Regions from separate parts of the Mus musculus genome. Here region 2 is linked to region 1. The links are chromatin loops, found by intact Hi-C in ENCODE. Cell type or tissue: heart. All regions are shown on one strand. Links, peaks and the distances in the headings refer to the core of each region. The heading gives the core; the rest is flanking DNA. Region 1 overlaps Pakap (paralemmin A kinase anchor protein). Region 2 overlaps Pakap (paralemmin A kinase anchor protein).

Region 1 (5,376 bases), core at 62-5,061:
CCCCTCCTCTCCCTCTCTCTCTCTCTCTCTCTCTCTCTCTCTCTCTCTCTCTTTCTTTCTTTCTTTCTTACTTTCTTTCTTTTTTTCCCTGGAATTTTTATCTCAGCTCTAGCTGTAATATTGCTGACGCTCTGATTTGCCCTCAGTCACACAAGGGAGAAAAACAATAAAAAGCACAGGCTTGTCACAGGAGCACAAGACCAGCCCTGCCCTGCCTCCCAGCACGTGAGCACCCTACTCTACCTCCTCTGCACCCCTATCTTATCTCCGCCTGCCTATGAATTACTTAGCATCCAGGAGCCTCATTTGGGAGCAGAGGACACCGGGCTCTAGGAGAAATGATAAGATGAAAACTCTTCTAAGACAAGATGTTGTCTGTCTGGGTTTACTTGTTTTTGCTGAAGTGTGTTCTGTTCCATTTTATGGCCTTCAACCAGTAGGTTGCTGGGATTCTAAACCTGGAAAGCTTACATCTGTCAACTGCAGTTTCTTTTTCCTTTTAATGTTTGAAAATTAGATTGATTGTGTGTGTGTGTGTGCTCCCGAGAGTGCACACGTGTGCACATGCCATGAACACACATATAGAAGTCAAGATAACTTATGGGAGTCACTTCTCTCCTTTTACTTTGTGGGTCACTAGGATTAGGCACCAGCCATCAGTCTTGTTGGTAAGTGACTTTATCTATTACACCATATGTTGCCAGCACAACTACTGTGGTTTTAAAGTGATTTTGGACTAACCATGGTCCCAATCTGACAAGGCCTAAAAACAAACAAACAAACAAACAAACAAGCCCAAGAAAAGAACCTTTTTTTAAAAAGTAGTTTGTGTGTGAGGCTGTTTTGCCTATAGGTATGTCTGTGCACATGCCAATGAGGCCAAAAGAGTGTGTCAGATCCTCTGGGCCTGGAGATATAGGTGGTTGTGGCTTGATGTGGATTAGAGAACTAAACCCAAGTCCTCTGCAAGAGCTACAGATGCTCTTACCAACTAAGCCAGCCCATTAAAAAAAAAAAAAAAATCAACGATTATTGCCTCTGCAATAATCAGGGCAATAGTCAGGATTGTTAAGATTTTTAAATGTCAATATAGTCTTCTATTTCCCCTGCTACTACTAAAAACCTTCACAGTTCTTTCTATAATTTAACAGTCTGTACTTAAAAGTTCAGAGGGAGGGAAAAACTTGGAAATTACTAAGAAAACCACAGTTTCTTATTTTGTTTTTCTAGGACTCAAATGCAAGGCTCTGTTTACACTAGGCAAACACTCTGCCTTCTGAATATGTTGCCAGCCTGTTACCATTACAAAACAAAGCTGGGCTTGCTAGTGCAGGCCTTTAATCCCAACACTTTCCAGGCAGAAGTAGGAAGATCTCTGTGAGTTCAAGGCAAGTCTGATCTACATAGGAAGTTCCAGGACAGCCAAAGCTATATAGTGGGACCCTGATTTAAAAGCAAACAAACAAGCAAACAAACAAACAAACATAACAAAACCCAAAAACCAAACACTGACTATATTGTCACATGTCTGTAATTCCAGCACTTGGGAGGCTGAGACAGGCTTTCCAGGAGTTTGAAGCTAGTCTGGGTTACAAAAGAACAAGCAAAGCACCAAACCCAAGACCAGGAGAAGCCCACCAACACCTCCTATTGCTACTTGTGCAGGTCCCCTCTCCTCCACCGTCCCTTTTTGGACAGAGTTTTCATGCAGCCCAGTCTTGCCTTGAGCTCACTTGCTATGTAGGAAAGGATGACCTTGAATTTCCGATTCTTCTGACTCTGCCTCCTGAGTGCTGGGATTTCAGGGGTGCACTATCATGCCCAGTTGACTTTTATTTATTTATTTAGAGACAAGGTAGCCTGTTACCTAGATTAGCTTGAAAGTCACTAGCTTCAAATTTGAGATCCTTCTGCCTGAGCTTCTTGAAGGCTAGGCTTATATGAATGTGTGTGTGGTTGGTTGATTGGTTGGTTTGGTTTAGTTTGAGACAGGGTTTCTAGTAGCTCAGACTGGCTTTGAAGTTGCTATATAGCTCCTATCTCTGCCTCCTAAATTCTGGGATTACAGGAATGGGCTACTATAGCTAGTTTAGTTTATTGTTTTCTTTTTAGGAGAAAGGCTAACTGTGCTCAGCACAGCCTGCCTGACCCGGAACTGCTCAGGTTGTCCTTGAATTTCCATGAGTGTGCCATCCATCCCAGGTCCAACGGTGTTGTGATTAGCCACATGGGCCACCTCACTTGGCTTTCATGGGTTCGTTTTTAAAAGAGCCATTTTAAAAGGTTGAAACAAGTTGGTTGGGATGGTACAAGCCTTTAATGCCAGCACTCAGGAAGCAGAGGTAGGCAGATGTCTATGAGTTCAAGGCCAGCCTGGTCTACAGAGTGAGTTCAAAGACAGCAGGGGCTGAACAGAGAAACTCTGTTTCAAAAATATAAAACAAAACAGCTGGGCGAATGAAACCAGTGACCACTTCCATGTATCAGAGTTTGGCAGAAGAGACCAAATGTGAGGATTCAGGAAAAGGAAACAAACATGGAGTAGGTGGGAAAGAACTTCTCCGGGCACAGGAAGTGAGAAACCCTGGAGAGAAAGCAAAAGAAAGGCAAGCATGGATCCAGGCTTGAGAGGAAACATGGCCCTGGAGCCAAGTGTTCTCAGAGGAAGCTGTCCCTGTCCTGTTTGCTTCCCTCCCCCTTCCTTCCAGGGGAGACCATGCTCCCCAAACCAGGTTGTAGGCAGCATCAAATGCAAACAAATCCAGATTCCTGGATCTAGATCACTCAATACATATGTAACACATGTAACACACGCTCACACATGTTCATACATGTGCCTTCACAATACACATTCATATGCACATGGAAACACACACACATGTCACACACATATACACATGTGCACGTGGGAACCTGTCCTAACCTTTTAGAAGTTAGTTGTTTTTCTTTCTTTAGGTCAGGATTTTGTTTTGTGTTTTGTTTTTTCCTGACATGGTCTCACTCTGGCTCCCAAGAGTTTATTAATAATAAAGTCCTGGCCGGCTGGTCTCAGACTCGTGACATCCCTCTAGCCTCAGCCTCCCAGATTCTGGGATTATAATCCTGAGACACCACATGCAGCTGTTTTCTTGTTTGTTTTGAGAAAAGGCCTTGGTGCATCGTCTGGACTGGCTGTGAATTTGAGATTCTCCTGTCAAGAGATTCCTGGATTCCCTGGCTCCAGAACAGTGATCTTGTTTTAGATTTATCTTTGTTTTTGTGTTCATCTGGTGGTTCTAGAGGGAGATGGGGAGTGAACAGCTGCTTCAAAAGGCTTGAGTGAAGGCTGATCCTTCTCTATCAGGGAAGAATAATACATCAACTAGGACTGCAGCTTCAAGTCAGGGAAGTACATGAATCCACTCAGAGATTCCCTCCTGACAACCAGGTCATCTCAATTAACTCAGACAATCACAAGTGACAAAAGCCACAGCCAGTTTGTCCTCACTTTTTTTTTTCCATTTGGTGGTGGTGGTGGTGGTGATGGAGCAATAGGGTTTCCCTATGTAGCACTCAGGCTGACCTCAGACTTATTAGGACCCCTCCCCAAACTGATGCTTTTCACCTCAGCCCTTGTTAGAAGGACAGGATGGTAAATTCTCTTCCATTGTGGACAGTTTGGCCTCTTTGGATTTTCAGATCAGCTTTCTGGGACAGTCTCAGGTCTATTTGTTTGTTAGTATGTTTGTTTTTGTTTTTGCTTTTTTAAGACAGGCTTTCTTTGTGTGGCTCTGACTGTTACTCTGTCGCCCTTGAAACTCAGAGAGCAGCCTGTCTCTGGGATGTAAGGTGTTTGCCACCACTGTCACATGGCTAATCTCGTGTCTTCTTAAACTTTTCTTCTTTTAGCTTGGGTTACCTGTTCACTTCCACAGCTAGGCCATTATGGACTTAGTTCATTTTGCTCAGTTTGGGTTCTGTTGGCCCATGTCTAGTCTGATGGCTTGTCTATCACTTTCTATATCTTATTTCTTGAGTCCCTGGATGGCCACTCCTGCCCAGAGTGTTGTTTAAAGTGCTCCAACAGCTGAGAGGTGTCACAAAAGAAAAATGTTCACCTAGTTTGTAGTGAAAGAAATCTCACCTCTCCCTAAGACACAGCAAAACCCCTGTGGAAGGCTGCCTACCACGGAGGGCCATCTGTCCTGGACAAAGTAGGGCTTTCACAAGCAGGTGACATTTATTCCTCCAGGTTGTTTCATCCATGGGAGTGGGAGCTGTTTATTTTCACTAAAAGGCTGCTAAAACACATCTAGGAGCTAGTTGTAAAATGCTCAGCTTAGCCAAGGTATGCTACAAAAAGATTGCACCATGCATCAGATCTCGGGACAGAGACTTATGGGGGGGGGTGCTCACATACACACATTAAATAATACCAAAAATAAGTTTAAGCATGGTTACTGCTTCAATATTTTGAAAAGTAACATAAAAGTTTTCTAATATAATATCAGCGTGTATTGAACAAGTTTTATCCTGGCAATGTTACTAGCATTTTAGTTTTTTGGTTTTTTGTTTTTGTTTTTTGTTTTTTTTTTTTTGTTTTTTTTTTTCTATAGAATGCTATAAACTTGAAAATTAAATAGAACATGGACATTGCTTTGGAAAATAAATAATTCATCATTTAACTCAATTCTAATGATGAAGCAAATCTCAATCTCTCTCTCTTTGAGACAGGGTTTCTCTGTGTAGCTGTAGCCTTGACTATCCTGGAACTCACTCTGTAGACCAGAACTCACAGACCAATCTCTTCCCTCAGCCTCACAAATGCTGAGATTTAAGGTGTGGGCCACCACTGCTCAGTAATGAAACAAATTTCCTTAGTAACTTTTATGCTTACTCTAGTTTAGGCATGTACGAGGAGAGGGAGATGATGAAATACTTGCCAAGTTGGGGTCTGTATAGAACATCACCTCTGCTTTGATTTTGGAGGCCTTCTTTGTCTAGTCTGTGGGCTGTGAAATAAATACCTCCCCAAGCATACTTCTTGCAGGGAGCATTCTCATGTGATACTGATGTATTCAAAATAGTTCGGGATGTAGGGCACCCAATGTCTTTCTTTTTCTTTTTCTGTTTTCCTTCTCTTCCCTTCCTTTCCCTTCCCTTTCTTTCCTTTCCCTTCCCTTCCCTTCCCTCCCCTCCCCTCCCCTCCCCTCCCCTCCCCTCCCCTCCCCTCCCCTCCCCTCCCCTCCCCTCCCCTCCCCTCCCCTCCCCTCCCCTCTCTTCTCTTCTCTTCTCTTCTCTCTCTCTTTCCCAAGACAGAGTTTCTCCGTGTAGCCCTGGCTGTGCTGGAACTCACTCTGTAGACCAGGCTGGCCTCGAACTCAGAAATCTGCCTGC
Region 2 (5,376 bases), core at 293-5,292, 86 kb before region 1:
AGTAAAATCTTCTACATACATCTCTGTGAATTATCTTAGAGGGGAAATTAGAGAAAATAAGACAAAAAGCACAGAGGCTTGGGTGGGTTTGCGTTGGGTTGTTCTTCTTGTACCTCTCCTCTAGAGCCCAGAGAAGACCTGGTAACCTTGGCCTCAGAAAGAAGAGATCCAAAGAAAAAAGATGTCATTCTGAAATAGCTAGGAGATTCTGAAGCTTTTTCCTCTTGACTGTATGTCCTGAGCTATGTATACACAATCCACCTCCGAATAAGAAATATACACACCAGCAAGGTAGTTGGGGTGCCAGAGCAATGGCCATGAAGCAACGGAGCCAATCCTGGATTGTTTCCCTTTGATCAGTGTCTTCCTGGCAACAAAGTTGGATGCACAGGATACTCTGTAATGGAAAAACTTTGGCCTTGTTTCTCAGTGTAGCGAACAATGAACGTTACAGGTCGCCAGCAGGAAGGTGGCTGCTCACTTGCCAGTGGCTAGCAGGACAATAAAGCATCTTGTGTTCTGTTTGTGTGTCTTCCAGGCTGGAGCAGGAAATACAAGCGCTCGAAAGTGAAGAGTCCCAGATATCCGCCAAAGAGCAGATCATCCTGGAGAAACTGAAGGAGACGGAGAAATCCTTCAAGGACTTGCAGAAGGTGAAGCAGAAAGAGAAAAAAAAGCAGAGTTTCTCTAATCCAAATCAGGGGCGGTCCTCTAGGAAAGGAAAGTGGTTCTCAACCTTCCTAATGCTGAGACCCTTTAATACAGTTCCTCCTGTTGTCGTGACCCCCACCCATAAAATTACTTCGTTGCTTCTTTATAACTATAATTTTGCTACTGTTACAGTCATAAATAAATATCTGATATGCAGGATATATGATATAGGACCCCCAAAGAAGTTGTGAACCACTGGTCTAGATGGTAGCCAGAGAACTCTGAAAAGAAGACAGAAGTGCAGGGAACCGACGCGCTATTCCTGCTGCAGAGTGGCCTGTCTTCATTAGGAGGCATGGGGACAAGTCTATTAAATTAATCCCATTTATATGCGGTTGCCACACCCATCCTTCCCCAGTGTCTGAAAAGTCTTCAAATTGCGCATTCGAATTGCAAGGCCTGTTCCTATTAAGCAGATTAGATGACCTAATGTGGCTTTAATTAGAATTTGCCTTTCAAGTCTTTCCTTTATGGAAGCCCTAGAGGCAACATTGTAGCAAATGGACAGGAATCCTAAAATACAGGGTGTAAATGCACGGAAATCCCCCTAACAAAAATAAATGGCTGTATGTGGTAACATCCAGAGAGACCTTGAGGCTCTGAGTTTCTCAGGACCACATTCTCAGTGATCAAAAAACAAACAAATACCCTCAAACCCCAAACATATATAAAATGAAATTCAAGATGGGATCCCTCTAACAGTACATCTTCATCACGACTCAGAAGAGTTGCTGGATGATTGAATTTATCTCTCAGTAAATTGATTGACATTCTGTGTCAATTGAGAATATCAAATCCTTCACTGATCCCAGGAGAAAAGTAAGCTTGGGTCTTGCCTGCTGCTGGCCAAGGTCTGGGTCTGTGTTTTGGGGGCTGGGAGTGGGGCATGCCTGCACAGGCACAGTGACGCTCTGCCCTGCTTTTGTCTCCACAGAGTTTCTCCACTGCTGATGGAGGTAAGTGCACACTGCCCCGGCTGTTCTCGGATGCTTTCCTCCTGGTCCTCGGAGTGGTTTTCATTTATACAGACTCACCAGGAGACAGATGTGAAGGGACACTTCCTAAGGGCATCCCAGGCAAGGGGCAGCAACCTAGCTGGCAGCGCCCTAAGAGGTCACATTGCCGTCTTTTCTGCCTCTGCCTCTTGACTTGATGCTCCTGTTAGCACATTTGCCAGCTCTCGGTCCCATGACCTCAAACACTTGCTGTCTGGACTTTTCTTGAAAGGGGTTGGCAAAAGAACATGCTGGAGTCAGAACTAAGTCCCTTGCAGGAACGGACCCATCACCCTCAGTAACAAAGTCACATCAGAGGTGATTTGCTGCTTAGGAAAACTTCTGCGACCTGTGGAGCTCTCTTTGCCCTCCTTTCCTTCATCCTTCCCAAACTATTCTAGAATCTCGCTAGCCTTCCAAGGAAACTGGGCTAGGAATAATTACCCTCCCTGCCGTGACATCAGACCCTGAGCCCTGGAAAGTAGGAGTAGGACTCTAGTCCCCATAATCCCAGCCAGACAGGAAGGGACAGGTCCTTTTCCTGTCCCCTCCTCTGCCTTCCTGGGCTGTGGGGATGAACTTGGGACTACACTTCCGTGCTTCACTGCATCCCTTGACCTCAGCTACGAACTCAGAGTTGTTATTTTCATTTGGCCCTCACTGGTTGGGCTTGGAATGCAAGGACACATGGGAGCATCAGCTGCTACCCGCGCCTCTTGTGGCTCTCACACAGTCAGCCTCTAACCTGGAAGAGGATCAGAGGCCAGAGGAGTTAGCGCCAGAACATTTCCCATTGTCATTCAGAACAAAAGGGGGGATAGTTTTTAAAAATATAATGACGTGTAATACATTTCTTCTGGATCAACCACAGGCCAGACATTTGTATGTAGGACAGTTCTGACTGGTGCAAAAGATAGGCCAAATAAAACCTCAGAGAAGGTATCATGATTGTCCCTCCAGCGAGTAGAAGACCTGGATTTGAGCACTCATGTAGGTGATCTTTGAGGGGACATAAAGGAAACCTTCTGTTCTCAGAACCCGTAGCAGGAACACAGCAGCAGGAACTCTGGGAGAAAAGAACCAAGCTCATTTCTAGGAGAGAAGCCCAGCTCCTCTAGGAGGTGGCTCAGTTGAGGCTCTTCTGTGCTTTGAAAGTGGGAAACAGATGAAGGGGTGGACTCGGGAACCAGGGAGCACTGCACATGGAGAAACAGAGTTTAGAGGATTGTGGAGGTGGAGTCACTGCCTGGCTGGGCTGGGGCTGGGCTGCAGACCCACAGGTACTTGCACCTGCAGAAGGCTTGCTGTGCTTTCCTGCTGTGCCCCTCCCCCTCCTCCTTCCTCTAACCAGTACCTTCCTTGGAAGGCATCTGTATGTCCTGCCTCTGATCGGGGTGTGGCTGGCATGGATGCCTGGGTGGTCCACTACTCAATCAATAAGCCAGCATGGAGCCATCTTGCCAATTGTTACCACCCCATTGTCTCTTTCATTTGCACCTCCACTCATTTCCCCCTGTAGCCTTCCCACTCACTGTATTCTCTGGACCCTGCAAGCAAGCATTCACAGAGCTAGAAGGAATCCTGGCAAAAGAATTTGGAAGCCTAAAGCTGGGTGAACTCAGGCTTAGGAGGGTCTCCTGGGATCCATAGAAGGGATGGCTGTGGTCTAGCCTGTCCACATTGTGATTCCTAACCTATGTGGTTCTCAGTAAGCCTGAATGACTTCTCCGTCTGTTGTACTTACTAGCCAAGAAAGAAGTTTGAAGAAAGGCACACACGCTAATAAGACTATGATCAATGTCTAGGTCATTTTATAGTCTGAGATAAAACCCCCAATGTGTGCCAGTTGGGGGACTTTGAGAAGCCTGGTTTTGTTTCATAGATCCTAAGTTCTCATGAACACTCTGAGAATCAATCAACTCTTGTTATTAAGGCTTAGTAAGAAATTATTCTAGAATGATACTGAAAGAAAACCTTAGTTTCAGAGATATGTTGACTACAGAACTGAGTTCTGGCCTGGACTAGATAAACTGTGTAGATTCTGCAGAGTCAACCACAGCATCCTATACCTAATAGTGTTGAGGAGGAGGAGGGTGAGTGTGAGTGGGAGTGTGTGTGCGTGTTTGCAGAGTCTTTGATGGTTTTTGATGACAACACCTTGGTCATCAGGAACAGTTCATTCCACTCTTGATTACAATTTCTTGATCAAGCCACAATGTGCCCCTCCTCTTTTTAAATAACATTGTTACTGACCTGAGCCTTCAGCCTGCTTATGTGCTGTTCTTTTGGTGCTTTGTCTGAGTATAAATTGCATATGGTATGTGCTTTAATTTTATTTCTGTTGCTGTGATAAAATACCAAGCCCCCCCTCCCCCAATCAACTTAGAGGAAGAAGATTTTATGTTAACTCACAATCTCAGGTTACAGTCTGTCATAGTAGGGAAGTCAAAGCAACAGGAATTAAAACACCCACAATCAAGAGCAGAGAAAAATGAATGCATGCTTGCTTATTTGAACTCTGCTGCCTCTCTTCATTTATTTACACTGTCCAGGGTTCCCTAACTAGGAGATGGTACCACCCACAGTGGGCAGTTCTTCCCACATCGATTAACATAAGGCAGTCTCCCAAGGGGCTGGAGAGACCGATTGCTCAGCATTTAAGACTACTTCTTGTACCTGGCAATAGTGATGGCACACGCTTTTAATCCCAGCACTCAGAAGGCAGAGTGAAGCTGAGCTTTGAGTTCAAAGCCAACCTGGTTTATAAAGTGAGTTCCAGGACAGCCAAGACTACACAGAGAAACCCTGCCTCAACAACAACAACAACAAAAACAGAAAGCTATAGAGGTGGAGGGAAAGAAAGAAAGAAAGAAAGAAAGAGAGAGAGAGAGAGAGAGAGAGAGAGAGAGAGAGAGTAAGGGAGGGAGGGAGGGAGGAAGAAAAGAAAGAAAGAAGAAAGGAAAGGAAAGGAAAGGAAAGGAAGGGAAGGGAAGGGAAGGGAAAGGAAAGGAAAGGAAAGGAAAGGAAAGGAAAGGAAAGGAAAGGAAAGGAAAGGAAAGGAAAGGAAAGGAAAGGAAAGGAAAGGAAAGGAAAGGAAAGGAAGGGATAAAAAGATTACTTGTTGATCTTGCAAAGGACCTGGGTTCAATTCCCAACACTCACAATGTGCCCTCCAGTTCCAGGAGATCCAATATACTCTTCTGAATTCTGGGGCATCAACCATATATGTGGCACACATAGTTCATGCAGGCAAAACACTCATACACTTAGAATAAAATAAATCTAAAAAGGAGACGGTTAAGACAATTCCTCACAGATATGCCTGCAGGCCAACCTGACCTAGAAAAACCTCTCACTGAGTCTTCCCAACTGATTCTACATTGCATCGAGCTGACACTTAAAGTATCCAGCACAGCATGAATCTTCCGCTATCACTGTTCCAATATAAAGCCTTGGCCAGAACAAGCAAAGGAACTTATGTGTCCCGGGCCTTTCCCAGTTTTGCTATCAGATACTGATCTTAGATTCTTCTATCCTAGTCTGTGGTATGCTGAGGCCACATGGAAAACTCTATGCTGTGATTGGGAAATCTCAATGTTTGATTACTTATTAAGTTACATTTTAAGGAGAGTTCTCACAGGGCTGCCCCTCTAGCTCTAGCTATGTGTGT

Evidence for each region. Peaks named below come from ENCODE experiments on the same cell type or tissue, not always from the same donor. Only the 100,000 strongest peaks of a DNase experiment are listed, where the experiment ranks them.
Region 2: it touches region 1 in a loop (2.4-fold over the local background); 1 of 42 quality-filtered maps calls a loop at or near these places.

The regions. Positions count from the first base shown.
Region 1 is chr4:57,774,482-57,779,857 of GRCm38, forward strand. The region is part of intron 7 of Pakap (paralemmin A kinase anchor protein); the gene reads left to right. Among named protein-coding and RNA genes, the nearest start is that of Gm35099, 22 kb to the left of the region's middle. In heart, for the core only: no CTCF peak of the experiment used is centred there; no DNase peak of the experiment used is centred there; H3K27ac peaks cover 262 bases.
Region 2 is chr4:57,687,878-57,693,253 of GRCm38, forward strand. It overlaps Pakap (paralemmin A kinase anchor protein), which reads left to right. Exons shown (of 11, transcript NM_001384150.1): 5 at 539-653; 6 at 1,646-1,667. Among named protein-coding and RNA genes, the nearest start is that of Gm35099, 65 kb to the right of the region's middle. In heart, for the core only: no CTCF peak of the experiment used is centred there; DNase peaks (open chromatin) are centred at 444 and 2,274.